Linked DNA regions of Homo sapiens: region 2 is linked to region 1. Evidence: read pairs that join two places in POLR2A ChIA-PET (ENCODE). Cell type or tissue: CD4-positive, alpha-beta T cell. All regions are shown on one strand. Each heading gives the region's core, and the rest is flanking DNA. Links, peaks and the distances in the headings are about the cores only.

The links. ChIA-PET counts read pairs that join two places held together with the same protein. Peaks named below come from ENCODE experiments on the same cell type or tissue, not always from the same donor. Only the 100,000 strongest peaks of a DNase experiment are listed, where the experiment ranks them.
Region 2: POLR2A ChIA-PET joins it to region 1 with 5 read pairs; 2 of 35 experiments call an interaction of 5 or more read pairs at or near these places.

The regions. Positions count from the first base shown.
Region 1 is chr1:235,181,821-235,196,847 of GRCh38, forward strand. ARID4B (AT-rich interaction domain 4B) reads right to left here. Exons shown (of 24, transcript NM_016374.6): 18 at 14,211-14,295; 19 at 12,193-12,391; 20 at 1-973. MIR4753 (microRNA 4753) reads right to left here and starts at 8,296; the gene lies at 8,214-8,296. In CD4-positive, alpha-beta T cell, for the core only: no CTCF peak of the experiment used is centred there; no DNase peak of the experiment used is centred there.
Region 2 is chr1:235,297,699-235,312,725 of GRCh38, forward strand. All of the region lies in intron 2 of ARID4B (AT-rich interaction domain 4B), which reads right to left. Among named protein-coding and RNA genes, the nearest start is that of ARID4B, 23 kb to the right of the region's middle. In CD4-positive, alpha-beta T cell, for the core only: no CTCF peak of the experiment used is centred there; DNase peaks (open chromatin) are centred at 7,043 and 7,613; H3K4me3 peaks cover 511 bases; H3K27ac peaks cover 2,879 bases.

The DNA of each region.
Region 1 (15,027 bases), core at 2,469-10,468:
ACTGATGAAGGCGATTCAGGTGTAGTAGGAGGGGTATTTAGCACTGAATTACTGCCACTACTTGGAAATTCTGCTTTTCTGTCATTGACCTCTACTGTTTTTTCTTCAATGGGTTTACTATCGACATTGACTGGAGGTGGTTTTTCTAGTTCTACACTGGGTGAACAACTCTCCTCTTCAGCCACAGTCTGCAGTGACTCCTCTGCCACCCCCTCCTCTGGGGCAGGATGCGGTGGGGAAGCTGCAGCCTCAGTATCAGAGTCTGAAAAAAGCTCTTTCAGCGTTTTTTTAGGCCACTGTCCCTGAATACTTGACCAGACATCTTTTCGATCTTTGGCCCTGCTGTTTTGAAGTCTTTCATCAGAGTTATTTAAAAGTTTAATCCTTTTTTCTGCCACTTCTGAAAATCCTGAATAGAAACCAGTTGTCCGTAGAGATTTTCTTTTTTCCTCCAAACCATTGTATTTCTTAGTTGGTGTCATCTTTGCTTTTGTTTCTTCTTCATCTTCATCTGAAGAGCTGTTGCTACTGTTTTCCATGCAAAGTGATTCTTTGTTCTTGGCCTTCTCTTCCTTTTTGCCAGGTGATCCAGTTTTTAGACACTCTTCTGTATTGCAATACCTTCTTTTACCACGTTTTATTTGTGGTTTTGAAGATTTATCTGTTGTGTCCTTCTTGACATCCTTTCTCTTTTTTGTGACTTCATCTTCTTCATAATCAGTATCTTCGGATAATACTTCTATATCTTTCCTTAATCTTTCTGGAGATTTTGACACTGGTTTGGATATTACCAAATCTGCATGAACTTTGTTTTCTTCTAGCAAAGATGAACTGTTCTGTTCCTCCTTTGAAATAAGATCATTTCTGTTGTTGGTCAAATGATCAATCTTAGATTCCTCTTTGCCATTATTATCCATGTCTTGAGCACCTCTCTCATCTTCCTGCTCACTGTCTTCAGCAGAACTTTCAGAAGCTAGAAAATAACAGAAAAAAAAATGATGAGTATGATAAGAACACTAGCAATGTCTTCTATGTGCCAGGGACTGTATATATTAGGTCCTGTGTATACAGCCACCCGAGGTTGCTGGCTTTTATCTCTATGTAACATGCAAAGAAACTGGGTTTCAAAGAGGCTAAGAGGCTCTTCCAATGATGGAAATGTTCTATTACGATCACGGTGATGGTTGTAACACTGTATACTTTTGTCAAAACCCATCACATTTTAAACATAAAAGTCATCACTTTTATGTAAACTGTACCTTAATAAAGCTGAAATAAAAAAGAAAAAAGCTTCTCCAAGTTTATATAAGTATAATATTTTTATCATAATATATCTGAGAAAATAGTGGAGTCAGGATATAATCCCAGATTGTGCTACCTCCAAGTTAATATTCTTCTTTTTTTTTTTTTGAGTCTCACTTTGTCATCCAAGCTAAAAGTGTAAGTGGCGTGATGTCGGCTCACAGCAAGCTCTGCCTCCTGGGTTCACGCCATTCTCCTGCCTCAGCCTCCTGAGCAGCTGGGACTACAGGCGCCCACCACCACGCCCGGCTAATTTTTTGTATTTTTAGTAGACACGGGGTTTCACTGTGTTAGCCAGGATGGTCTTGATCTCCTGACCTCGTGACCCGCCCTCCTCGGCCTCCCAAAGTGCTGGGATTACAGGCGTGAGCCACCACGCCTGGCCCCAAGTTTATACTCTTATGAAACTATAGCCTTCATTTTTCTTTTCATCAGAGACGGTCTCACTCTCTCATCCAAGCTGGAGTGCAGTGGCACAATCACAGTGCACTTCAGCCTCAAACTCCTAGGCTCAAGAGATCCTCCCACCTCAGATTCCTGAGTAGCTGGGATCACAGGAGCAAGCTACTGCACCTGGCCTCTCATTTTTCTTTCCTTTGTTTTGTTTTGTTTTATTTTCTTTCCCTCCCTGCCTCCCTTCCTTTCTCTTTCCTTTCTCTTTCTTTATTTCTCTCTCTCTCTCTATTTTTTTCTGAGACAGGGTCTTACTCTGTTCCCCAGGCACTATCATGGCTCACTGCAGCCTCAACCTCCTGGGCTCAAATGATCCTCCCACCTCAGCCACCCAAGTAGCTGGGACTACAGGTGTGCCACATCCAGTGAATTTTTGTATTTTTTGTAGAGACAGGGTCTCGTCATGTTGCCAAGGCTGGTCTTGAACTCCTGAGCTCTAGCAACCTGCCTACCTCAGCCTTCCAAAGTGCTGAGATTAAAGGCATGAGCCACCACACCTGGCCAGCTTCATTTTTCAATGTAATAATGAATATCCAATAATTTTGTAATCAATGATTTCCATGATGTTTTAAAGAATAGATATAATTAATTTTAGTTACTGATAACTTATGTAAAATTAATTATGGAACTTACTGCTTCAGTGTGTTCATTCTGGTAAATCATTTTATTGTTATTTTAAGATAACATTTCCTGAGAACTTACTACATGCTGGTTACTTTTGATACACTTTGAACAGACCATCTCATTCAATCCTCAGAACAATGCTACGAGATACATGTTATCAGCCCCACTTTATAGTTCAAGAGACTAGGGTCTTAAATAAATAAGAAAAACAAACAAACAAAAAGCAACACAACAAAACAAAGCAAAAAAAAAGGGACTGGGGTTTAGAGGTTAATCTACCCCCCAAGGTAGTTAAATCTAAGTCATTTAACTCCAGAACTTACAACCTTAACTATAGCTCTCTACTGAGAAATCCATGCATGTTCTTTAGCTAAATTCATTAAATGTAAAACATAACTGACATAACTAAGATTGTGAAACCATTTCACCTTTACAATGTGTGTCTGCATGGCCACATTTTTTAAATTATCAAAACAATACATATACATCATTAAAAACAAATCTAGACTCATAATGAAAAACCAAAAAGAGGATAAAAATCTGTTTTTCCACCTCCAAAGTGTTAACATCTGATAGTTATAGTCATCTCTTACTATTCATAATATACTATTTGTTTTATTTATTTTTTTGTGTGTGTGACGGAATCTCACTCTGTCACCCAGGCTGGAGTACAGTGGTGTGATCTCAGTTCACTGCAACCTCCTCTTCCTGGATTCAAGCAATTCTCCTGCCTCGGCCTCCCAAGCAGCTGGGACTACAGGCACATGCCACCATGCCCAGCTAATTTTTGTATTTTTAGTAGAGATGAAGTTTCATCATTTTAGACAGGCTGATCTCGAACTCTTGACCCCAAGTGATCTGCTCATCTCAGCCTCCCAAAGCACTGGGATTATAGGCATGAGCCAACGTCCCTGGCCTGCTGACTTATTTATAAAGTTTATCCTCTATGAGCAATGGGGATTCTTACTTATCAACACCCATATCTCCCCTCTACCATCCTTTCTATATATAGTTATCTTTCATTTTTACAATATAGTATTTATAACATATGTAAATGTGGTTCCCTGCAGAAATAAGTAGTACATTTGATAAACTTCCTTTCTTATACAGCATTTTATTTTTCCAAGAGTTTCCAACTACTTTTCTGCATGTTACATCTTCCTTTGTATCTCTTTTACATTATTTTATTTCATTAAATTAAGCGTTGTATCCAATTTCCCCTTATTCATCCTATCTCTGCACCCTAGAGAGCTATTTTCTGCAGTAGCATCTGGGTGGTATCTCTCTGGGTCTGCTCTAACAGCTGTCATCCGGGGAATCCTCCTCACTGCTTTCTTTTGAGCTAGGTCCACTGTTAACTGAATCTCACATCTTCTTCTTCCTTGGTTATCTCATCTGTACTAGAGCTCATCGAGTAGTTTCCTTAAAAAGGTACATGGGATATAAATATTCATCGTCCTTACTTATCTGAATACATCCTTACCCTCAAACTTCATTGATTGAGAGTTTCACGAGGTACAGAATTCTAGGTTAAAAATTGTTTCCTTCAGAGTTCTGAATCCTTCCGAATGTATTGCTTCTTTGCTTAAGGGGTTATAAGCCATAACCTTCCTTTGGTTTCTCATTCCTTTGTGGTGATTTTTTCATTCTTGATATTTTATAATTTCATAATGATGTACTACGGTATGACTCTATTAATTTATTCGGTACCTAGTGAGCAATTTCAATGTAAAGATTTGTGTCTGTCAGTTCTGGAATTTTTCTTTAGTTATTTGCTTTTTTTTTTTTTGAGACTGAGTCTTGCTCTGTCATCAGGTTGGAGTGCAGTGGTGCAATCTCAGTTCACTGCAACCTCCACCTCCCAGGTTCAAGTGATTCCCCTGCCTCAGCCTCCTGAGTAGCTGGGACTACAGGTGCATGCCACCACACCCAGCTAATTTTTGTACTTTAGTAGAGACAGGGTTTCACCGTGTTAGCCAGGATGGTCTTGATTTCCTGACCTCGTGATCCGCCCACCTCAGCCTCCCAAAGTGCAGGGATTATAGGCGTGAGCCACCGCGCCTGGCCTCTCTCCTCTGTTTTCATAGTTCCCCCTTCCTAGATTAATACATTATGTAACCTATCTTTTCTCTAAAATTTCCATCACTGCTCTTTTAAACTTTCTGAAGATTTCCTCCATTTAAAATTCTTAATGCTCTACTGAATTTGCTTATTTTTTTTTTTTTTTAAGAGACAGAGTCTCGCTCTGTTGCCCAGGCTGGAGTGCGCTGGCAAGATCTCAGTTCACTACAACCTCCACCTCCCGGGTTCAGGCAATTCTCCTGTCTCGGCCTCCCCAATAGCTGGGACTACAGGCACACGCCAAGCTAATTTTTGTATTTTTAGCAGAGATGGGGTTTCACCCTATTGGTCAGGCTGGTCTCAAACTCCTGACCTCAGATGATCCACCTGCCTCGGCCTCCCAAAGTGCTGGGATTACAGGTGTGAGCCACTGTGCCCAGCTCTACTGAATTTTAATTTAGATTTTTTGTTTTTGTTTTTTTTGAGACAGGGTCTCTCTCTGTTGCCCAGACTGGAGTGCAGTGGTGCAGGTTCAAGCAATTCTCATGCTTCTGCCTCCTGAGCAGCTGGGATTATAGGCACCAACCACCACATTCGGCTAATTTTAATATTTTTATTAGAGACACGGTTTTACCATGTTGGTTAGGCTGGTCTCGAACTCCTGACCTCAAGTGATCTGCCCACCTTGGCCTCCCAAAGTGCTGGGATTACAGGCATGAGCCACTGTGCCTGGCCTTTAGATTTTTATCTCCAAGTCTTTCTTGTTCTTTTCTTTTTCACTGCATCTTATTCTTTTCTTTTTCACTGCATCTTATTCTTTTTTTTTTTTTTTTTTTTGTAGACGGAGTTTCACTCCTGTTACCCAGGCTGGAGCGCAATGGCGTGATCTCAGCTCACCGCAACCTCCGCCTCGTGGGTTCAAGTGATTCTCCTGCCTCAGCCTCCCAAGCAGCTGGAACTACAGGCATGTGCCACCACACCCGGCTAACTGTTTTCTATTTTCAGTAGAGACGAGGTTTCTCCCTGTTGGTCAGGCTGGTCTTGAACTCCCGACCTCAGGTGATCCGCCTACCTTGGCCTCCCAAAATGCTGGAATTACAGGTGTGAGCCACCGTGCCCAGCTTATTCTTGTTTTATAGATACTGTAGGTTCTCTGAGATTAACAAGAGATGATTAAGAATGCCCTATTAAAACTTGATTGACACTACTGTTAGTAGGATTTATTAACTGATAGGCTTTACGTGATTCATCCCGGATCTAGTTTACTCTAGGGGATTTCCACTGCCAGAATGTAGAAGATTATTCTCCAGAGACATTCAATTTCTCCACAGAACTCCAACTACCACTGTACCTCTAGTTTTATTCCCAACCCATCTCAGGACAAGAGGATAGAATCTTAGCTGTCTGTGTTCTCTACTCACAAGGGGCATCAAATTTTTATGTATACATATACATACACATATGCATTCATATGATGATCATTAATTAACTGGAAATATTTGAAATGTCTTCAATTTGATCTGTGGCCAAAGATAAAAAATAAAATTCACTGAAAAAAGAAAATATGAAGAGAATACTTAAAATGTTAAAAGTATGCAAATATGATACTCATTGTTGAACTAACAGGAAAAATATGGGAAAGGATCAAAATGTCTTTTTTTAGCAACTAATTAAATAAATTATGATATATCTATTCAGTAGATGTGGATGTGCCGATTTGGAAAGATTTATAAGTTATACCACTAAGTAGGGGAAAAAAAGAGTTTGTAATATGTTAATGATCCCATCTGTAAAAAGACTGCACACATGTGAGTGTCTATTACACATATAGGATAAATATGTGTGTGGGGGGGTTTGGGGTCATTGTATATGTGTTATATGTATGTGTGTGTGTATATATACTCATATGTCATATATATGGTATATAAATGCAATTTCTGAAATAATATAAACCTATAAAAATGGGGGAAAATACGAAAGAAAAGCAACACAATTTGCAAGTCAGAAAGCAGATAAATGAATGACGGGCACCAAAGAAGGCTAAACCTCATACCAGCAGTGAGGAAAGCCAAAAACCAACCCAGTTTACCATAGAAACCTCAATAATTACTGACTGCCCTAGTGCCTATGAAAATTAAAAAGGGCAGTGGGGAGCCTCATACAAGGAGCACTGGGTGAAGACTAAAAATTACTTAGATGCCTAGATCCCCACCTCACTTCAGGTTGGAAGGTGACTGCCCTTCTAGAGCTTTATTCTCTGAAGACAGTAGGAGAGGGCTCCTAGCCTGGGAGATGCTAACAACTGTTGAAGGCACAGGTACAGATGCGATGCTGAAATTAGGGGGATTCATGAACATATCTAACCACTAAGAATCCTCCACCCCACTCTCTGTTCTTCAACTAGATCCTAGAACACTGGAAACCATTCTCTTACCACCCTCCAGTCAAGAGATTGGAACTCTTTTCTCTGGAAGCCAACTAGTCTAAGAGAAAAAGACCTAAAGACTTCATATTATGAATTCCCTAGGACATGGCCAACCAGATCACCCGATAGTGAAACTCAAGGTCAACAAGTGCCAACCATATGCTTGCAATTTCCAAATCAGTTTAGTCTTTCCTTCATAATCATAAGACAGCCAGGAAAAAAAATTCTTAATAGGGAAGAGCTCAAAACAACAACACAGAAAAAAGCAAATTAGAGGTAACTGAAAAAACCAAAAATTATAAAATCCTTTGAAAGATCAAAATCCGAAAGGTAAGGTATTGCATCCATCTATAAGAACAGAGTGGTACAAAACACACAGAAAACAGAGCTCTTGAAAAATTAAACTAGTTTAATTTAAAAATATTCATTGAAAGGCTGGGCGCAGTGGCTCACGCCTATAATCCCAGCACTGTGGGAGGCTGAGGCAGGTGGATCACAAGGTCAGGAGTTCAAGACCAGCCTGGCCAAGATGGTGAAACCCCATCTCTACTAAAAATACAAAAAATTAGCTGGGTGCGGTGGCAGGCGCCTGTAATACCAGCTACTCGGGAGGCTGAGGCAGGAGAATCGCTTGAACTTGGAGGGCAGAGATTGCAGTGAGCCGAGATCATGCCACTGCACTCCAGCCTAGGCAACAGAGTGAGACTCAGTCTCAAAAAAAAAAAAAAAAAAAAAAAAATCATTGAAAACTTAAACATTACAGCAAAAAGTCAACAAAAGGATTAAAAGACAAAGCAGATAAAATTTCAAAGAAATAAAAAGACAAAAAAATTAATAAAAAGCAAGAAATTAAAAGGTGAGCATATTAGAGTATATTACAGAAGGTATAATATCAAATAATGGCTGGCCAAAGAAAGATAACAGCCAAGTGCAGTGTCATGCACCTATACCCCAGCTACCCAACTACTTGGGAGGCTGAGGCAGGAGGACTGCTTGAGCCCAGAAGTGTGAGAACAGCCTGGGCTGAACATAGTGAAACACAGTCTCAATTAAAGAAAAAAAAAAATTTGGCAGGGCTGGGACAGTAGCTCATGCCTGTAATCCTAGCACTTTGGGAGGCTGAGACAGGAAAATCGCTTGAGCTCAGAAGTTTGAGACCAGCCTGGGCAATATAGTAACACCTCATCTCAAAAATAGTAACAATGAACAAAAATTAAAAAGGAGAGAACAGTAAAATGCAGGAGAGGAAATCATCAAGAAAATCATTCAAAAAAACTGCCTAGAACAGAAAGACAGAAGTTGCTAGAATGAAAGAGTCTAGCAAGTAGGCATCACAGGGGATGAAAATATATCTACACAAGGCTAAAGAAAGAGAACAGCCAAGTGTACTGTGGATATATCTGTTCTCTTCCTTTGGCCTTGTGTAGATATATTTCAGAGTTAAATTTCTGGATACGAAAAACAAAGATTCAAGATTCCTAGCAGGGCATGGTGGCTCATGCCAGTAATCCCAGCACTTTGGGAGGCTGAGGTGAGTGGATCACTTGAGGTCAGCAGTTCGAGACCAGCCTGGCCAAAATGGCAAAACCCCATCTCTACTAAAAATAGAAAAACTAGCCAGGCGTGGTGGCAGGCCCCTGCAATCCCACCTACTCGGGAGGCTGAGGCAGGAGAAACACTTGAACCCAGGAGGCAGAGGCTGCAGTAAGCCAAAATTGTGCCACTGCACTCCAGCTTGGCCAACAGAGTGAGATTCCATCTCAAAAAAAGAAAAGAAAAAAAAAAGATTCCAGAGACAGAAAAGCAAAAAATAAAGAATAAAACAAGTCACATACAAAGAATCAGGAATTGGAAGAGCTCTGGACTTCACAAAAGCAATACTGGAAGCAAAAAAACAATTCAACACTGCCAATAAAATACTGAAGGAAAAACTTCCAATCCAGCCAAACTATGAATAGAATAAAGATATTTGCAAAAATAAATACAGATATTTAAATGCAGCCAATCTCTAAAAATTCCATCTCATGCACTTGTTCTTTAGAAGCTACTAGAGAATGTGCTCCACCAAAATGAAAGTATGGGGGTGGGGAGGAACCTGAGATGCCAAAAACAAAGAAATCCAAGAACTACATTAAAGGAGATCCCTAGAATGGGATCTCCCTAGGAAAATAGCTGTGCAACAGATATAGAGGGAAACCAGTCCAGACTACAGCAGTGTTATTTCCAAAGAAAGTCATACTGCAGGCTATTATCATTAAGCTACCTGCTACCGCCTCTCTGTAGTCTTTGAATGCCTGAGTGACCCAGACTGGATTTTAAAATCTGTATTTATCTTGTTTCAACTATGTGTCAATGAAATTCCAGCTCTCCCTTCCATGTCTTATGTGCCACTACCTAGATCAGCTAATGACATCATTTTATCCAGCAGAAACATTCTGACCTACTTGTGAAAAATAGGGGTAAATCACCATAAGCCTAGAATGAGAATATATATAGAGTAGTCTGCTACTACGACTGAGCACACTCCCACATAACATCCACTGCGAATGTGTCACATATTCTTTTTATTTTATTTTTTTTAAGATGGAGTTTCGCTGTTGCTACCCAGGCTAGAGTGCAATGGTGTGATCTTGACTCACTGCAACCTCTGCCTCCTGGGTTCAAGCGATTCTCCTGCCTCAGCCTCCCAAGTAGCTGGGATTACAGGCACCCACCACCACACCCGGCAAAGTTTTTGTATTTTTTTTTTTAGTAGAGACAGGGTTTCACCATGTTGGCCAGGCTGGTCTCAAACTCCTGACCTCAGGTAATCTGCCCGCCTTGGCCTCCAAAAGTGCTGGGATTACAGGAGTGAGCTACTATGCCCAGCCAAATGTGTCAGATATTCTAACTGTAGTGGACCCCTAGGTTTATCAGAACTGGCTTATGACCTGTCCAACTGAATTCTCTAGAGGGGCTTTTGTAAACTCTCAGAGAAGCTAAATCTGAAATCAGAGTATGACTTAGAATCTCTATTCAGGTAACATTCTCAGAAAGCCTTCATCTGAGCCTTCTTATAAAACTAGGCTTATGCTTGTTACTCAATTTTTAAAAAACTAAAAAACAGGCTGGGTGCAGTGGCTCATGCCTATAATCCTAACACTTTGGAAGGCTGAGGCAGATGGATTGGATTGCTTGAGTCCAGGAGTTTGAGACAAGCCTGGGCAACAGGGTGAAACCCCATCTCTACAAAAACTACAAAAAATAGCCTGGCATGGTGGCACACACCTGTAGTTCCAGCTACTTAGGAGGCTGAGATGGAAAGGTCGCTTGAGCCCAGGAGGTCACTTGAGTCGTGATAGCACCACTGCACTCCAGCCTGGGTGACAGAGCGAGACTCTGCCTCAAAAACAAAAACAAAACAAAAAAACACCCTAAAAAAATGAAGTAAAATAAAAATTACTTAGGAATATAAATATAGATAATTCAATTCTGAAGAAAAGTAAAGCAAGGATTACACAAAAGTCCAGACTATAATTACTTCTGGGAGGAGACATACTACGAAGTAAAATAAAAATTACTTAGGAATATAAATATAGATAATTCAATTCTGAAGAAAAGTAAAGCAAGGATTACACAAAAGTCCAGACTATAATTACTTCTGGGAGGAGACATACTACATGTTTTAAGTAAATAGTATTTGATTGCTACTGTGGAGACATACTAGTATCCATATTATTACTGTTCTTTAAACTATACATGTATTTTCCATGCACTATTTGCATGTAGGATACATGGGAAAATTTTTTAAAAATCAATTTAAAAATATTGCCCTAATTAGTACAGTGGTGAGTAAATAAAAATATAGTACAGCATTTGGTTTATAAAATAATGAGTTAATATAAACACACATCTACAATAAGAAACAAAAACTAGCTTCTATTAACATTCAAAATAAGTAAAAATGAAACCTCTTTTAAGTTATGAGAAATGATAAGATATTTTTATGGAGATCCATTCTTTTATCTCATAGATATGTCCCCTTCCCTGCCAGTCAGATTTAATAAATCTCTGCTCCAATCCTCATTGCTTTTATTACCTATACTTCATTTTGCCTTAAATACTAAGCAATAATCCCATCATAAAAGAGGTCATGTCAGGCCAGGCGCGGTGGCTCACGCCTGTAATCCCAGCACTTTGGGAGGCCAAGGTGGGCGGATCATAAGGTCAGGAGATCCAGACCATGGTGAAACCCCATCTGTACTAAAAATACAGAAAATTAGCCAGGCGCAGTGGCGGGCGCCTGTAGTCCCAGCTACTCAGGAAGCTGAGACAGGAGAACAGTGTGAACCCGGGAGGTGGAGCTTGCAAGTGAGCTGAGATTGCGCCACTGCACTCCAGCCTGGGTGACAGAGCGAGACTCCGTCTCAAAAAAAAAAAAAAAGCAGTCAGTCCAGGTGCAGTGGCTCCTGCCTGTAATCCTAGCACTCGGGAGGCTAAGACAGGCCAATTGCTTGAGCCTAGGAGCTCGAGACGAGCCTGGTCAACAGGGCAAAACCCCGTCTCTAGAAACAATATAAATATTAGCCGGGCATGGTGGCATGCGCCTGCAGCTCCAGCTCCTTGGGAGGCTGAGGTGTGAGGATCTTTAGAGTCTGGGAGGTTGAGGCTGAAGTGAGCTGAGATTGCACCACTGTACTCCAACCTAGGCTACAGAGTGAGACCCTGTCTCAAAGAAACAGAGATCATAATAGTCATAATCAGGACAAACAAAGTTTGGTGTTCTTTACAACAACTTGTCAGTATACTTTTATGGTCTGATGTTGTATAACACAAACTATGCATTACATTGCAACAGAAAGGATGGCACAGAAAAGATTAAAAAACTAAAGTAACAATGCTAAAAGTTGAATATTAAATGTTAACCAAAATTTTATGGTGCCCTTGGATCTACTAGTAATAAAAAATTTGAGGCCTCAATCAATGGCTGATTTTATTTCAAGTACAGGTTGAACATCCCAAATCCAAAATCTGAAGACTCCAAAATCATACACTTTTTGAGTGCTGACGTGATTCTGAAAGGTAACGCTCACTGGAGCATTTCAGATTTAGAATTTTCGGATTTGGCTTGTGGAATGCAAATATTCCAAAATCAAAAAAAAATCTGAAATCCAAAACATTTCTGGTTCCAAGAATTTCAGTTAAGAGATATTCAACCTGTAATAAGAGAGCAAACAAAACTCTGGTAGAAAAAACAGTAGTTGGTAATGTCACTGAATTACCTTTATAGAACTTGACTCATAAATTAAAATCAAATACTTGCACAACAGAACGATTGTTATGTTTACCTTGAAGTCCATTAAGGATCGAAGTAATTTCTATGGACTTAATATGAGCAGTATCAGAGTTTTTGGCATCAGTGAGATCCAGTTTGGATACCATTTCAGGAGATGGATTTGTCTGAAATGGTGGTTTGGACAAGCGCCGAAGTTTACAGTTTTTTGGAGAGTATTTTTCATCTTTGTCTTTTTCTTTGTCTAATTTATTCTAGGTTAAGAAAAAAAGTATGTCGTAATTTATCATAAGGCATTTATCAGAAACAATGTTAATGTCCACTTTTAACTCACTATTACAGAATATGTTGTTAAATATTTAACATAAAAAGAAAGAACATAAGAAGCCCCTCAAAACAGCCAGATTTTTAAAGCTACTTAACAAAATACTACACAGGATGATCAAAAGGTTTTGTATTTATACTTTAATAACGGGAATCAAATTAGCAATCAGATAGGTGATTAGGACTAGCAAACCTACAACTTGCTCTTCAGAATTAAAATCACAATACGTTTAAATTAAATACTAACTAAAAAAAGAGGCCAGGTGAGGTGGCTCACACCTGTAATCCCAGCACTTTGGGAGGCCGCGGCAGGTGGATCACCTGAGGTCAGGAGGTCAAGACCAGCCTGACCAACATGGAGAAACCCCGTCTCTACTAAAAATACAAAAGTAGCCGGGGTGGTGGCGCATGCCTGTAATCCCAGCTACTCGGGAGGCTGAGGCAGGAGAATCGCTTGAACCTGGGAGATGGAGGTTGCGGTGAGCCAAGATCGCGCCATTGCACTCCAGCCTGGGCAACAAGAGTGAAACTCCGTCTCAAAAAAACAAGAAAAAAAAGAAACGATTGCAACGTGGTCATTTTAAAATCTCACTATATGTGGGTTGGGAATGACAAAATTCCAGGTACTTTTGTAAAGTCAAGTCAGGGGCAACCTTCCTACCTCAGTGATATATTAATGTTTTGAGAAAAGATGAGAAATTTTCTCAAATTATTTGTTTACAAATAGATAAGCAAAGGCCGATATATTTCCTGGAAACTACTCTTAAAAATTTTGTTGATTTATAGGAAAAATAAGCTCTCTGAAGCATGAGTTAGCAGTAAGCACTATAAATTTTGAGTGAGAGTAATTCTCCTAAGGATGGTACATATCTAGTATCATTCCAGATGCATAGAAGATGCTAATCAAACATTTAGGAAAATTTAGTCTTAGAATGAATAATTCTATCATACATAAAAGTAACATTAATTTTCCATATGAGCTCCTAAGTAAATCCTCATGGCATTTTCGTGGTTAATAGGATCCTGTGGGGCTGGGCGTGGTGGCTCACACCTATAATCCCGGCATTTTGGGAGGCCAAGGCGGGCGGATCACCTGAGGTCAGAAGTTCGAGACCAGCCTGGCCAACATGGTGAAACCCCATCTCTACTAAAAATACAAAAATTAGCCAGGTGTGGTGGTGTGTGCCTGTAATCCCAGCTACTCGGGAGGCTGAGGCATGAGAATCGCTTGAACTGGGAGGTGGAGGTTGCAGTGAGCCGAGGTTGCACCACTGTACTCCAGCCTGGGCAACAGAGCGAGACTCTGTCTCCAAAAAAAAAAAAAAATCTTGTGAATATATTCTAAGCCACTGACTATAATCAGATAAAGAAGAAGAGAAAAAGGAGTTGCCAGATAGCCTTTTCTTCCTTGGAATGGTTTACAGCTACAATAATAACCTATGTCTCTCCAAGTCACACTGCCTTATGGCTCCTGGTTGGGAACTAGAGGGGAAGGAAATGGCAGAAATAGATAAATAAAATCTGGTTGAATGGCTTTATATAATGTTGGGACTGAAAAAGTCTCAAAGATCATCCAGTACTGTTTCTAAAATGCTTTCCCTAACCTGACAAAATTAATTATATACAAATCTAGCATTTGAAAAATGTGCTATTTCAATAAAGTGTAACACTAACACATATTTAATTGCATCATTTGGAGGAAAACTTCTTTTTAAGAGCTAATAGTGTGTAGTAAAAACAAGCACTTACCTTTATTTTCTTCCGATGTTTTATCTTTGGCACATTTTTATCAGCAGGTCTTACTATTTTATCTGCTTTAATCCATTCATCGTATCTAAAATTAAAGGAAATTAATATAAATATGTACAATATATACCACGGAAATAACCTATGCCATATTAAAGAGAAACTCATATAGAATCTTGACATTTTAGAAGGGAAAGGACCTTGGAAATCATCTCAGCTTCCTGGTTTGAAGAGCAAGCTACCAAGGCACAAAGAGAGGGAGGTAATAACTTGCCCATGGACTTAAAGTTAGCTACTGGCCGAGCCAAGACTAGAGAGCATGATCTCATGATTCCTCAACTAGCACTGCTTACTCGGCTACAACAAAGAGAAACTGAATCTGTACAGTAAGTATTAAGATAAATCACAGTATTTTCTACATTTTGTTTTACTTTGTTTCATTCTTAAGCAGCAGGTAGGCAATTTTTCTCTAGACACATCAGAGAGCTAAGGTAATAGCTTCAGTTTTAAATGGCATTGTGTAATAGAAAAGCACCGTATTACAGCCAGGCACAGTGGCTCACACCAGTAATCCTAGCACTTTTGGGAGACCAAGGCGGGCAGATCACGAAGTCAGGAGATCAAGACCATCAACGCTAACACGGTGAAACCCCATCTCTACTAAAAATACAAAAAATTAGCCAGACGTGGTGGTGGGGGCCTGTAGCCCCAGCTACTCAGGAGGCTGAGGCAGAAGAATCGTGTGAACCCAGGAGCGGAGCTTGCAGTGAGCTGAGATCGCGCCACTGCACTCCAGCCTGGGCGACAGAGCGAGACTCTG
Region 2 (15,027 bases), core at 2,588-10,587, 120 kb after region 1:
ATAAACAATGCTCACCAAAAAAAAATACCCTCTAGAACGAATGTTCAGTTTACAGGAAATTACAGGGGTTAAACCAAACCACAAAGATGTAATCAGCCAAACAGAATGTGGGAAATTCTACAGGTTAAATAACAGTTTCTTCATCAAATAAAGGGCATGAAAAGGGTGGAGATTTAAGAGACCATTTAGAACCGTATCTTCCAACTGCAATATGAAGACTTTATTTGGGTCCTAATGTAAACGAACAAATTGCAAAGACATTTTAGAGACAGGCTAATCTGAACATGTTCTTGCTACCAGATGCCATTAAGGAATTAATGTTAATGTTATTCATTGTGACAATGGTATGACAGTTGTACTATGAAAGGAAAGTTCAAGTGTGTCAGAGATACATACCGAAATACATATGGGTGAAATGATATCTGGAATTTGCTTTAAAATGCTACATGGTGAGGGAGAAAGGAGAGAAGAGGGGCAGCAGAGTGAAACAGATAATACCAAGATGGCAAAATATTGGCAACTGGTGATGCTAGGCCATGAATATGTAAAACATCAGTGAACTTTATTTTTGTATGTTGTAAATTTCCATAAAGTTTTAAAGCTGTATCACCAGCATGTTTGTTACCATGAAGTGTATTCGTCTCTAATCATTTATTTTTACTAGTCTCCAGAATTAACACCACTAATTTTCCAAAAATTAGAAAATGTTATGTTTCAACTTATATATTTAGTCTAAAAATCAATTACCGTATTACATTATATATATCCATATATATGAATATAACGTATATTTATATATATCCATATATATGAATATAACGTATATTTATATATATCCATATATATGAATACAATGTATATTTATATATATCCATATATATGAATATAATGTATATTTATATATATCCATATATATGAAAATGACTATCTGCATTATAAAGTCACTGTGCCTATCCACAGTTAAATATTTGTTTAGCAGAATTGTATTTACATATAGCGTTTCATTCTACTTCAATTTTATTTGAGATCTTCATTTTACTTAATTAGAACTCCATATCTCTTTCATCAACACCTAATCACAGTTAATACTACAATCAGAACAATTTAAGTTATAACTCAAGGGGCACAGAGATGGGGAACCAAACCATACTGTTAATGTTTGCCATAAAAGCTGGCTTCAATCCATGCACAGAGGCATTTCATTCATTAAAAACTGCAGTCTCAGCCCAGCACAGTGGCATTTCATTCATTAAAAACTGCAGTCTCAGCCCAGCACAGTGGCATACACCTGTAATCCTCCTGTAAAGCTACTCGGGAGGCAGAGGCAAGAGGATGGCTTGAACCCAGGAGTTCCAAGCCAGCCTAGACAACAAAGTGAGATGCCACGTCAAAAAAAAAGCAGTCTTACTGTAAGTCTCTCATTATACTTTCTAGAGCCACCTTAAAGTGTGACCCTAATACAAGTTCATGTACATAAGAAGCTTTTTGGTGTTTTCCTAAGGGATAAACTGTGGTTTGGTTTTGTTTTTTATTGAGACAGAGTCTTGCCCTGTCACCCAGGCTGGAGTGCAATGGCGTGATCTTGGCTCACTGCAACCTCCGCCTCCAGGGTTCAAACGATTCTCCTGCCTCAGCCGCCCGAGTAGCTGGGATTACAGGAGCCCACCACCACGCCCAGCTATTTTTTGTATTTTTAGTAGAGACGGGGTTTCTTGAACTCCTGACCTTGTTATCCACCCACCTCTGCCTCCCATAGTACTCAGATTAAAGGCGTGAGCCACTGTGCCTGGCCTAAACTGTGTTTTTGAAATTATCTGAAGGTTTAATACCTGAAGAAATAATAAACGCTCAGAGTTCAGCCTAGTCAAAAATTAACACCAGCCTCTAATACATCAGAGAGTTATTTACTCATAGAAACAAATGCTTCTTGCCTATCAGTGTTTAATGGTATCATTTGAGATCTGAATCCTGGCACTGGTTTTTAAAAGCGGAGCAGTTCTCTGGAAAAGAACTCTGGATTATGAGTTAGGAGATCCAAGTTAGGGGGTTGGTCTATGCCAGAGTTTGAACTCATAATTCTTGTTCATTGGTGGTTAGCTGCTTGAAGCAGTAGTACTATCTTGCAAAGGATTCTAAAGCTTCATTTAGGAGCAACCAATTTTTAAACGTATGATGCAAAAAATATAGAACTAAAAAAGAGTGTAGCTTCCTGGGTATCTTTTTATTGTCACAGAAGTAATTTAAGTATTTAGTCCTGTTCTTAAATATCCAAATGGGTTCCTGAAACACTGTCCCTCTACCCACATGTTACTCTACCCTCGCTCCCCCATAAAAGAAACCCAGAAAAACTACTGGTGGGGAGAGGTACTTCCATTTGCTTTTTCATTCTATCCAGCAACCAATAAGCGGTGTGACTGTCAGAAAAACAGGCTCTGGGCCAGGCACAGTGGCTCATACCTGTAATCCCAGCACTTTGGGAGGCTGAGGCGGGCAAACCGCTTGAGGTCAGGAGTCCGAGAACACCCTGGCCAACATGGCAAAACCCCATCTCTACCAAAAAATACAAAATTTAGCCAGGTGGGGTGGCGGGTGCCTGCAATCCCAGCTACTTGGGAGGCTGAGGCACAAGAATCACTTGAACCCAGGAGGTGGAGGTTGTAGTGAGCCGAGATCATGCCACTGCACTCCAGCCTGGGCGACAGAATGAGACTCCGTCTCATAAAAAAAAAAAAAAGAAAAACAGACTCTGGAGGTCAAAATTGAGTTCAACTCTATGCTCTATAACTTTCTCTGGTCCCCATTTTCCCTATCTGTAAACAGGGAAAATTAAAGTATTCTCATAGTGCTATCATGAAGATTAAATGAGATATCTGTGCTTAGAAGACAACATAACACATACAAAGCAGTACTCAATAAACTTCATCATTTTTAATTATTATTATTATTACTATATTTAGCTTATTCTACATTAAAGATGCCTTGCAAGGAGAAAAAAGGAACTACAAGAATACTTTTTTTTTTATTTTTTGTGAGACAGAGTCTCGCTCTGTAGCCAGGCTGAAGTGCAGTGGCACGATCTCAGCTCACTGCAACCTCCACCTCCCAGGTTCAAGCGATTCTCCTGCCTCAGCCTCCCGAGTAGCTGGGACTACAGGTGCATGCCACCACGTCCAGCTAATTTTGTGTGTGTATATTTTTAGTAGAGGCGGGGTTTCACTATATTGGCCAGGATGGTCTCAATCTCTTGACCTCATGATCTGCCTGCCTCGGCCTCCCAGAGTGCTGGGATTATAGGCGTGAGCCACTACGCCCAGCCAACAATACATTTTTTTAAGTATTCTTTTTTTTTTTTTTTTTTTTTTTTTAGTATACAGACAGGGTCTCACTATGTTTCCCAGGCTGGTTTTGAATTCCTGGGCTCAAACAATCTTCCTGCCTCAGCCTCCCAAAGTGTTGGGATTATAGGCGTGAGCCACCACACCCAGGCGAATCTACTTTTTCTACTGTAAATTTTATTAAATCTAAATACAGAACAAGCATCTCTGCTGAAAATTTAGTGCCCAGTGTGGTGGCTCACGCCTGTTATCTGAACACTTTGGGAGGCCAAGGCGGGAGAATCGCTTGAGCCCAGGAGTTTGAGACCAGCCTGGGCAACATGGTGAAACCTTGTCTTTACAAAAAATACAAAAAATTAGCCAAGCGTGCTGGCACACACTTGTAGTCCTAATTACTTGGGAGACTGAGGTGGGAGGATCGCTAGAGCCTAGAAAGTCAAGGTTGCAGTGAGCTGTGATCACACCACTGTACTCCAGCCGGTGAGAGTGAGACCCTATTTCTTTTTTTTTTTTTTTTTTTTCTCCTTTTGAGACAGGGTGGCCTTGCCCTGGCCCAGGCTAGGGTGCAGTGGTGCAATCTCAGCTCACTGCAACCTCCCTCCACCTCCCAGGCTCAAGCAATCCTCCCACCTCAGCTACCGGAGTAGCTGGGACCACAGGTGCCCACCACCTTGCCTAACTAATTCTTTTTTTTTTGTGAGATGCAGTCTCGCTCTTATCACCCAGGCTGGAGTGCAGTGGCCTGATCTCAGCTCACTGCAACCTCTGCCTCCCAAGTTCAAGTGATTCTCCTGCCTCAGCCTCCCAAGTAACTGGGATTACAGGTGCCTGCTACCACACCCAGCTAATTTTTGTGTTTTTAGTAGAGAGGGGGTTTCAAAACTCCTGACCTCAGGTGATCCGCCCACCTCGGCCTCCCAAAGTGCTAGGATTACAGGCATGGGCCACCGCGCCCAGCCAACTAACTCTTTTATATTTTTAGTGGAAACGGGGTTTCGCCATGTTGCCCAACCTGGTCTCAAACTCCTAGGCTCAAGTGATCCACCCACCTCGGCTTCCCAAAGTGCTGGTATTACAAGCATAAGCCACTGTGCCTGGCTGACTCTGTCTCAAAAAACGGAAAAAAAAAAAAAAAAAAAAAAAACAGCAAAAAAAAACAAAGAAACAAGGAAAAGGAAGGGAAGGGGAAGGGAAAGGGGAAGGGGAAAGAGATGGGGAGGGGGAAGTGTAAAGGGAGGGAGGGGAGGAAGGAAGGAAGGAAGGAAAAAGGGAAAGGGAAGTGGAAGAGAAGGAGGGGAAAGGAGGGGAGGGGAGGGGAGGGAAAGGAGTGGGGACAGAAAGACAGAAAGAATTTAGTATCCAAATTGAGACATGCCATAGGTATAAATATACACCAGATTTCAAAGATATAGTATTAAAAAATGTAAAATATCTCAATAATTTTGATATCATTACATGTTGAAATAACAATGTTTTGGATATGCTGGGTTAAATTAAACATTATCATAATGAATTTCAACACCTGTTTCTTTTTATTTACTTAATACAGCTATTATAAAAGTTAAAATTACACATGGCTTGCATTATACTCCTATTGATAACACTGCTCTAAACAATACACGTTAGCACTTGAACACCTGCCCACTGCTTCTCCTTTCTCTTATTTGTCATTACTAATAACTGCTGTGGGTCACTTAGTAGAGGCCATGCTAAATGCTTTACATGGATTACCTCATTCAATCCTTCCAAAGTAGGAGGTACATTTTATCATTGTCCTCATTTCAGACAAGATTAAAATTTAAGCATCACAGAAGGTTACATTACTTGCCTAACATCACAAGGCAGTAAGTAATAGTGCCAGGATTAGAATTCAGTTTGAGAGTTTATATTCTTCTTTTTTTCTTTTTTTTGAGACGGAGTCTCGCTCTGTCGCCTAGGCTGGAGTGCAGTGGCGCGATCGGCTCAATGCAAGCTCCGCCTCCCGGGTTCACGCCATTCTCCTGCCTCAGCCTCTCGACTAGCTGGGACTACAGGCGCCCGCCACCACACCCGGCTAATTTTTTGTATTTTTAGTAGAGACAGGGTTTCACCGTGTTAGCCACGATGGTCTCAATCTCCTGACCTTGTGATCCGCCTGCCTCGGCCTCCCAGAGTGCTAGGATTACAGGCCTGAGCCACCACACCCGGCCAGAGAGTTTATATTCTTAACCAATGACGCTGTACTATCTTCCACCCAAAATTTGTATTCCTGAATTTTATGTTATCTAAAGACACTGCCCCCAAAACAAATATTTTCCAGTGGTTCTAAAAGCCAGTCCTTTTTTAAATTAAAAACTAGAGGTGGGGGAAAAAAAAAAAAGCAAAGCAAAAAACAAAGCCTACACAACTTGACTCCAAGAACGAAGATTAGGCTGGACACAGTAGCTCACTCCTGTAATCCAGCACTTTGAGGGGCCAAGGCAAGAAGATCATTTGAGGCCAGAAGTTCGAGACCAGCCTTGGCAACATAGTGAGATCCCATCTCTAAAAAAAACGAGAAACAGCCAGGCATGGTGGCACATGTCTGTAATGCCAGCTATTTAATACTTGGGACACTAAAGTGGGAGGATCACTTGAGCCCAGGGGTTCAAGGCTGCAGTGAGCTATGATCATGCCATTGCACTGCAGCCTGCAGAACACAGCGAGACCCTGTCTAAAATACAATAAAATGTAAAAAGAACAAAGATTAACCAAAGCTATATGAATCTGACTTCCAAAAATTAGGTGCACAGGTAATAAGCACTCTTTTATCATAATGCAATGCACACTAGCTATACTACATATTCTAAATTATTAGAAATTGGTTATTTGGAGACATTTAGTAAAGTGGTTCATCCCTAACTCTACAATATATTACAGGTATTTTTTTTTGGCACATATAAACCAAACATGAGTATTTTACATGCATCATCATATTTAATAACAAAGCAAGCAATGAAGTAAATGTTATTAGCCACATTTCTCATATACTGAAAATAAAACTCAAAGAAGTAAATTGCCTAGGCCAGGCACGGTGGCTCACGCCTATTATCACAGCACTTTGGAAGGCTGCGGTGGACAGATATCTTGAGTCCAGGAGTTTGAGACCAGCGTGGCAACATGGTGAAACCCTGCCTCTACAAAAAACTTGCCAGGCGTGGTGGCATACACCTGTAGTCTCAGCTACTTGGGAGGCTGAGGTGGGTGGATCACTTGAGCCCAGGAGGTGGAGGCTGCAGTGAGCCAAGATCACACCACAGCACTCCAGCCTGGGCAACAGAGGAAGACCCTGTCCCGAAAATAAAAAAAAAGAAAAGAAATGACAACATTAACTTCAAAAAATACCATCTGAGCACATACAAAACAATCTTGTGTGATTTAAAAGTGCAATTACTCAAGGTCCCTTTTCATTATCTTCTATAGCAATCCTTTAGAAAATCATGTTAAACAGAAAAGCTGCCTACTTAAAAAGTGAACTGTATCTTAGAGATTAAGACAGATTCAAATCATAAAACAAATTAAGAGTTAAGGGGCACTCATCTGTTTTTCCACCATTGTGCTATAAATCATCACCATCCTCATCATGCAAAGGTCTGGAAAGGCTGAATTCTAAAACAAACATCTGCCTTTAGAAGAGTCAGGCACTCAAATTGGAGTTTATCAAACCCAGTGGTTACCTTGGAGACTACCCATCACCACAAGCATATACCTAGCAGATAAGATCAAGCAGAAAGCATCTGCTAATTAAGTGTATTCTATGCATGGCCTGTCTGTATTAGTACGTAATTTCCATCTTCATAAAATTCCTTTGTGGTAAATAGTAAATACTAATCTCATTTTATAGCGAGGCCTAAGAAGCTAAATCATTTTGCCACACTAAGGAAACTCTGGTAGGCAGAATGCACTCCCCCTCCCCACAAAATGACCACATCCGAATCTCCAAAACATGTGAAAATGTTATCTATCAAGGGGAAATTTAAAGCTGACATGGAATCAGAGTTGCTAATTAGTTGACCTTGAAAGGGGGAGATTAGCTTGTATTATCTGGGTGAGCCCTATTTAATATAAACACAAGGATACTTATAAGTGAAAGAGGGAGGCAGGAGAGATAGTGTCAGAGACAGATTTGAAGACACCAGGCTGCTGGCTTTGAAAATAGGAGAGACCAGAGGCAAAGGAGGAAATACAGCCTCTAGAAGCTGGAAAAGAGGCAAGGAAACCAATTCTCCCCTAGAGCCTGAAGAAGAAATGCCCAGTGAGACCCACGTCAGACCTCTGACTTCCGGATTTGTTCAAAACTCCTCCCTCTCGATACACACATAAAAACACACATACACTTACAACTAACAACTCACACAGTATTTGGCACTTCTAAATGTTCTGTGTACTAAGAAAACTAGATATCCAAGTAAAGATATATATTAAAGAGGCAGAAACAGCATTAATATTAGTAGGAGCTCTGGTTTGAAGTAGTTTAGGTTTAAATCCTCACTATGCCACTTACTAGTGGCATGACCTTAGTTAGGTAAATTATATAATCTCTCTCGGCCTTGAGTTTTTCATCTGTAAAATAAGAATATATCTATGTACCTCTCAGGGTATTTTGAGAATTAAAATTTTAAATGGGCCAGGCACGGGGACTCACGCCTATAATCCCAGCACTTTAGGAGGCAGAGGCAGGGGGATCACTTGAACCGGGGAGTTCAAGATCAGCCTAGGCAACATAGTGAGACCCTGTCTCTATGAAAAAAGTTAAAAATTCGCCAGGCATGGTGGTGGACACCTGTACTCCCAGCTACTCAGGAGGCTAAGGTGGGAGGATCACCTGGGCCCAAGAGGTCAAGGTTACAGTCAGCCATGATCACGCTACTATATTCCTGCCCAGGCAACAGAGCAAGAAACTCTGTCTTCAAATAAGAAAAAACTACATATAATGTAAGAAAAGACTGACATATATTAAGCACTGAATAAGCAGTGGCAAAATTATCATATGATAATAACAAAAACAATAATAATTACAGCATAAAGAACATGATGACCAGGAAAGAGGCTGGTGTGATAAATATTTTAATGCTATTTCAGAACAAGACAAGACTGATGACAGTTAGTTTGAGATAAATGGGATGTTACTTTAGCAATAAAGACAAATTTAGAAATTACATGCCTACTAAAAAATAAGATTGTGCTGGCTGGGCACGGTGGCTCACTTTGGGAGGCTGAGACAGGCAGATCACAAGGTCAGAAGATCGAGACCATCCTGGCTAAGACAGTGAAACCCCGTCTCTACTAAAAATACAAAAAATTAGCCAGGCGTGGTGGCACACACCTGTAGTCCCAGTTACTCGGGAGGCTGAGCCAGGAGAATCACTTGAACATGGAAGGCAGAGGCTGCAGTGAGCCGAGATCATACCACTGCACTCCAGCCTGGGCAACAGAGTGAGACTCCATCTCAAAAAAAAAAAAAATTGGACTGTGCTAATTACTAAAGTATATGAGGATTAACTACTATTTATTATTACAGATTTATAATATATCATGTCAAAGCATCTGCTTAACATTCCAAATGTGAATATATAATTTTAGGGCTCTGTATGATCCCTTAAATAAAATCTCTTTTTTTAAGACAGAGTCTCTCCCTCTGTCGCCCAGGCTGGAGTGCAGTGGTGTGACCTCAGCTCACTACAACTTTCACCTCCCGGATTCAAGCGATTCTCACGCCTCAGCTTCCAGAACAGCTGGGATTTCAGGTGTGCACCACCACACCCGGCTAATTTTTTTGTATTTTTGGTAGAGACAGGGTTTCGCGATGTTGGCCGGGCTAGTCTCAAACTCAAAGTAAACTTGCAATTTTCCCCGCCTCAGCCTCCCAAAGTGCTGGGATTACAGGCATTAGACACTGTACCATGCCAAATAAAAACTGTTTACAATAGTTGTAAATTACCTGAACCTCCCCTTCACTACCTCCATCAATGCAGAAAAACTACAATTGGAAAGCTTTTCAGTGAGAGAAAGAACTTGTACCTACAAATTACAGAGAAAAAAAATTATAATGGGGGAAGGGGGAATGGGATAGACAGAATTAAGTCCATACAAGTAAATAGAAAATGTCTGGCTGGGTGCAGTGGCTGATGTCTGTAATCCCAGTGCTTTGGGAGGCCAACAAGGGAAGGTCACTTGAGGCCAGGAGTTCAAGACCAACCTGGGAAACACAGTGAGGCCACAGCACTACAAAAAAATAAAAAACTTAGCTGAATGTGGTGGCGCAAGCCTGTATTCCCAGCTACTCAAGAGACTGAGATGGGAAGATCCCTTGAATCCAGGAGTTCACGGCTACAGTGAATTATGATCACACCGCTAAATTCCAGTCTAAGTGACAGAGCTAGGCCCTGTCTCTTTACAAAAAAAGAAAAAGGAAAAAGAAAAGAAAAAAAGAAAATGTTTCAAATGGCCAAAGGAAACTTGCAATTTAAGAGAAGGTTGACTGTTCTAAAGATTCTTCAGCCAAAGAAAAAGAGAGAGAGAAAAAGAGAGACAAACCACCCAGATTGTAAAACTTTTCTGAGCTAGATCATATTCTGTGTCATCACTTGGCAGAAGAGATAGGTTCTGAACTCAAGGGCTCAAATGACCTTTCAAAGTCTCTTCAGGCTATATGGGCCACAGTGTTTCAACGCAAAATTACTTGTGGCAATATAACCAGAGGATTCATTTTTCTCCTACTTTAAAATATTAACTCTTCAAAGCTTTGTACAAAGCCTCTAATTTTCTAATTTATAATACTAATTTTCCTTTCTTTTAGAGATAGAGTCTCGCTCTGTCGCCCAGGCTGGAATCTAGTGGTGCAATCAAGGCTCACTGCAGCCTTGAGCTCCTGGGCTCAAGCTCCTCCTGTCTCAGCCTCCCAAGTAGCTGGAATTACAGGCACAAGCCACCTGTCCAGCTTGACACTAATTTTCAAGCTAGCAAAGTTCTCCCAGAAGAACTAAGTCCACTGTCGTTCATTTTTATGTTTTTTCATATGATTTCTTCTAATTTTTTTTTTTTTTTTTTTTTTGGAGGGGGACAGAGTCTTGCATCTTGCTCTGTCGCCCAGGCTAGAGTGCAGTGACCTGATCTCAGCTCACTGCAACCTCCGCCTCCCAGGTTCAGGCACTTCTCCTGTCTCAGCGCCTGAGTAGCTGGGACCAGAAGCACATGCTACCATGCACAGCTAATTTTTGTATTGTATTTTTAGTAGAGACAGGGTTTCGCTGTGTTGGCCAGGCTGGTCATGAACTCCTCCTGACTTCAAGTGATTCGCCCACCTTGGCCTCCCAAAGTGCTGGGATTACAGGCATGAGCCACCGCTCCCAGCCTGATTTTTTCTAATTTTTAAGAAACAGGGGCTCCCCCTCCCCCTCCCCCTCCCTCTCCCTATCCCTCTCCCCACGGTCTCCCTCTCCCTCTCTTTCCACGGTCTCCCTCTGATGCCGAGCCGAAGCTGGACTGTACTGCTGCCATCTCAGCTCACTGCAACCTCCCTGCCTGATTCTCCTGCCTCAGCCTGCCGAGTGCCCGCGATTGCAGGTGCGCGCTGCCACGCCTGACTGGTTTTTGTATTTTTTTGGTGGAGACGGGGCTTCGCTGTGTTGGCCGGGCTGGTCTCCAGCTCCTAACCGCGAGTGATCCGCCAGCCTCAGCCTCCCGAGGTGCCGGGATTGCAGACGGAGTCTGGTTCACTCAGTGCTCAATGGTGCCCAGGCTGGAGTGCAGTGGCGTGATCTCGGCTCGCTACAACCTCCACCTCCCAGCCACCTGCCTTGGCCTCCCAAAGTGCCGAGAGTGCAGCCTCTGCCCGGCTGCCACCCCATCTGGGAAGTGAGGAGCGTCTCTGCCTGGCCGCCCATCGTCTGGGACGTGAGGAGCCCCTCTGCCTGGCTGCCCAGTCTGGAAAGTGACGAGCGTCTCTGCCCGGCCGCCATCCCATCTAGGAAGTGAGGAGCGCCTCTTCCCGGCCGCCATCCCATCTAGGAAGTGAGGAGCGTCTCTGCCCGGCCGCCCATTGTCTGAGATGTGGGGAGCACCTCTGCCCCGCCGCCCCGTCTGGGATGTGAGGAGCGCCTCTGCCCGGCCGTGACCCCGTCTGGGAGGTGAGGAGCGTCTCTGCCCGGCCGCCCCGTCTGAGAAGTGGGGAGACCCTCCACCTGGCAACCGCCCCATCTGAGAAGTGAGGAGCCCCTCCGCCCGGCAGCCGCCCCATCTGAGAAGTGAGGAGCCCCTCCGCCCGGCAGCCGCCCCATCTGAGAAGTGAGGAGCCCCTCCGCCCGGCAACCACCCCGTCTGGGAAGTGAGGAGCGTCTCTGCCCGGCAGCCACCCGTCCGGGAGGGAGGTGGGGGGGTCAGCCCCCCGCCCGGCCAGCCGCCCCATCCGGGAGGTAAGGGGCGCCTCTGCCCGGCCGCCCCTACTGGAAAGTGAGGAGCCCCTCTGCCCGGCCAGCCGCCCCGTCCGGGAGGGAGGTGGGGGGGTCAGCCCCCCGCCCGGTCAGCCGCCCCGTCCGGGAGGTGAGGGGCGCCTCTGCCCGGCCACCCCTACTGGGAAGTGAGGAGCCCCTCTGCCCGGCCGCCACCCCGTCTGGGAGGTGTACCCAACAGCTCATTGAGAACGGGCCATGATGACAATGGCGGTTTTGTGGAATAGAAAGGGGGGAAAGGTGGGGAAAAGATTGAGAAATCAGATGGTTGCCGTGTCTGTGTAGAAAGAAGTAGACATGGGAGACTTTTCCTTTTGTTCTGTACTAAGAAAAATTCTTCGGCCTTGGGATCCTGTTGATCTGTGACCTTACTTACCCCCAACCCTGTGCTCTCTGAAACATGTGCTGTGTCCACTCAGGGTTAAATGGATTAAGGGAGGTGCAAGATGTGCTTTGTTAAACAGATGCTTGAAGGCAGCATGCTCCTTAAGAGTCATCACCACTCCCTAATCTCAAGTACCCAGGGACACAAACACTGCGGAAGGCCACAGGGTCCTCTGCCTAGGAAAACCAGAGACCTTTGTTCACTTGTTTATCTGCTGACCTTCCCTCCACTATTGTCCTATGACCCTGCCAAATCCCCCTCTGTGAGAAACACCCAAGAATGATCAATAAAAAAAAATAAAAAAAAAGAAACAGGGAAATTTACATAAAAATGTTTCATACCATGATACAAGTAAATTCTAAATTTAAAACTTTTTCAACAAAGTAAGTAGGCAAAAGGTTTGTAAACTACACTTACTATTCAATAAAGCCATCAAAAAGTCACTAAATGGCAACAACTTTATTATTTATTTATAATAACTAGTAGAGAGGCAGCATGGTTCAGTTTACTAACAAAAGAACAGGCTCTGTGATCAGTTTAATGTGTGCCTGTGGGCAAATCACTCAACATCTTTACACCTGCTTCTTCGACCATAAAAAGGGAAAAATGTTGCTGACCTGCCTCAAAGGGATGTTATTAGATATAACTAATGATTATGGAACTTTAAAAACGTAATGTGCCATATAACTGTACGGTTAAAGAATTCCTTATAAACTATATATTCTGACTTTGAGCATATGCTGGGGACACTTCCTATAGAGATCCATTCCAAAATTAACGTGTTTTTGATTTTGTTTTTAAAACGGGGTCTTGCTCTGTCACCTAGGCTGGAGTACAGTGGCTGCAATCACAGCTCCACTGCAGACTTGACATCCTGGGTTCAAGCAATCCTCCCAGCCTCAACTTCCTGAGTAGCTGGAAATACAGTCACAGGCCACCACTCCTGGCTATTTTAAAACTTTTTTGTAGAAGCAGGGTTTTGCCACATTGTCCATGCTGGTCTCAAACTCCTGGGTTCAAGTAATCCACCCATATCAGCCTACCAAACTGCTGGGATTACAGGTATAAGCCACCGCACCCGGCCCCCAAAATTAACCTGTCTAATCAATGCTAACAGGGATCCCAAAGAACAGCATAAGCTTTTTTAGAACCAGCCATATAGCACAGGGATGCTCCCTCACTAATCCTCATAGATTACCTTTTAGTAACAATGTCATGCAATGATATTTAACAGTTGGTGGCTGCAATAATTCACAGGGCAAGAGTTCAAGACCAGCCTAGGCAACATAGTGAGACCCCATCTCTAGAAAATATAAAAAATCAACCTATGGTGACCCACACCTGTAGTCCCAACTACTCGAGAGGCTGAGGTGGGAGGATCGCTTGAGCCCAGAAGGTCAAGGCTACAGTGAGCCGTGATTGTACTGTGCACTCCAGCCTGGGTGACAGAGCAAGACCCTGTCTCAAAACAATAATAATAATAATAATAATAATAATAATAATAATAATAATAATTCATAGGACTATAAGAAGCTTTGTATATATAATAGGTACTGGGACTATTTGCCACCTACTAGTACTAGGCATCCAAATAAGTTAACAATACTTACTGAAGGCCAGGCACAGTGGCTCACACCTGTACTTTGGGAGGTCGAGGCAGGCAGATCACTTGAGGTCAGGAGTTTGAGACCAGCCTGGCCAACGTGGCAAAACCCTGTCTCTAATAAAAATACAAAAATTAGCTGGGTGTGATGGCACGGGACTGTAGTCCCAGCTACTTGGGAGGCAGAAACATGAGAATCTCTTGAACCCGGGAGGCAGAGGTTGCAGTGAGCCAAGACTGTGCCACTGCACTCCAGCCTGGGCAACAGAGCAAGACCCTGTCTCAAAAACAAAAAACAAAACAAACAAACAAACAAACAAAAACAGTACCTACTGAATACTAAGCACTGCTACATACCTGCAAAACTTAAAGAAACATACCGGTGCCCTATATAAATTATTTGGTTGTAGAAAAAATAACATGTTGAATGCAAATAAAATCTTACTAAAGCCATCAAGAAGAATGACACAGACTTGTGTAATATGTACTGATATAGAAGAATGTAAAAGAAAATTATGGGCCAGGCATGGTGGCTCACGTCTGTAATCCCAGCACTTTGGGAGGCCGAGGCAGGCAAATCACGAGCTCAAGAGATCAAGACCAGCCTGGCCAACATGGTGAAACCCTGTCTACTAAAAATACAAAAATTAGCTGGGCGTGGTGGCGCGCACCTGTAGTTCCAGCTACTCAGGAGGCTGAGGCAGGAGAACTGCTTGAACCCGGGAGGCAGAGGTTGCAGTTAGCCAAGATCGTGCCACCACACTCTAGTCTGGTGACAGAGCGACAGTCCGTCTCAAAGAAAAGAAAAGAAAAGAAAATTACGAACAATATGCATAGCATAAGCCCATTTCAATACAGTCAAACATAACAAAATAAATACTCATGTTTGATTCATATGTGCAAAGAAAAAGGTGTGGAAGAATACACCCAAAAACTGTTGAATCAAGTTACCAGGAAGTAAGACTTCTACTGTCCACTGAATACTACTATGTAATTTTTAATGTTTACAGAAAATCTTTATTGCTTTCATAATAAAAATTTCTTTAATTTTGCTAGAAGAACTAGTTTAGAAAAATATTTCTCCAAGTTAGAGCAAAGCACGAATAGGTGACTTACTAAATGCCAAAAGCTCTCTGGCTTGCCTTTAAAAAAAACAACAACACTTTAGCAAAGAATATTCAGATTAAAAAAAACAGAAATGGGGCTGGGCGTGGTGGCTCCCACCTGTAATCCTAG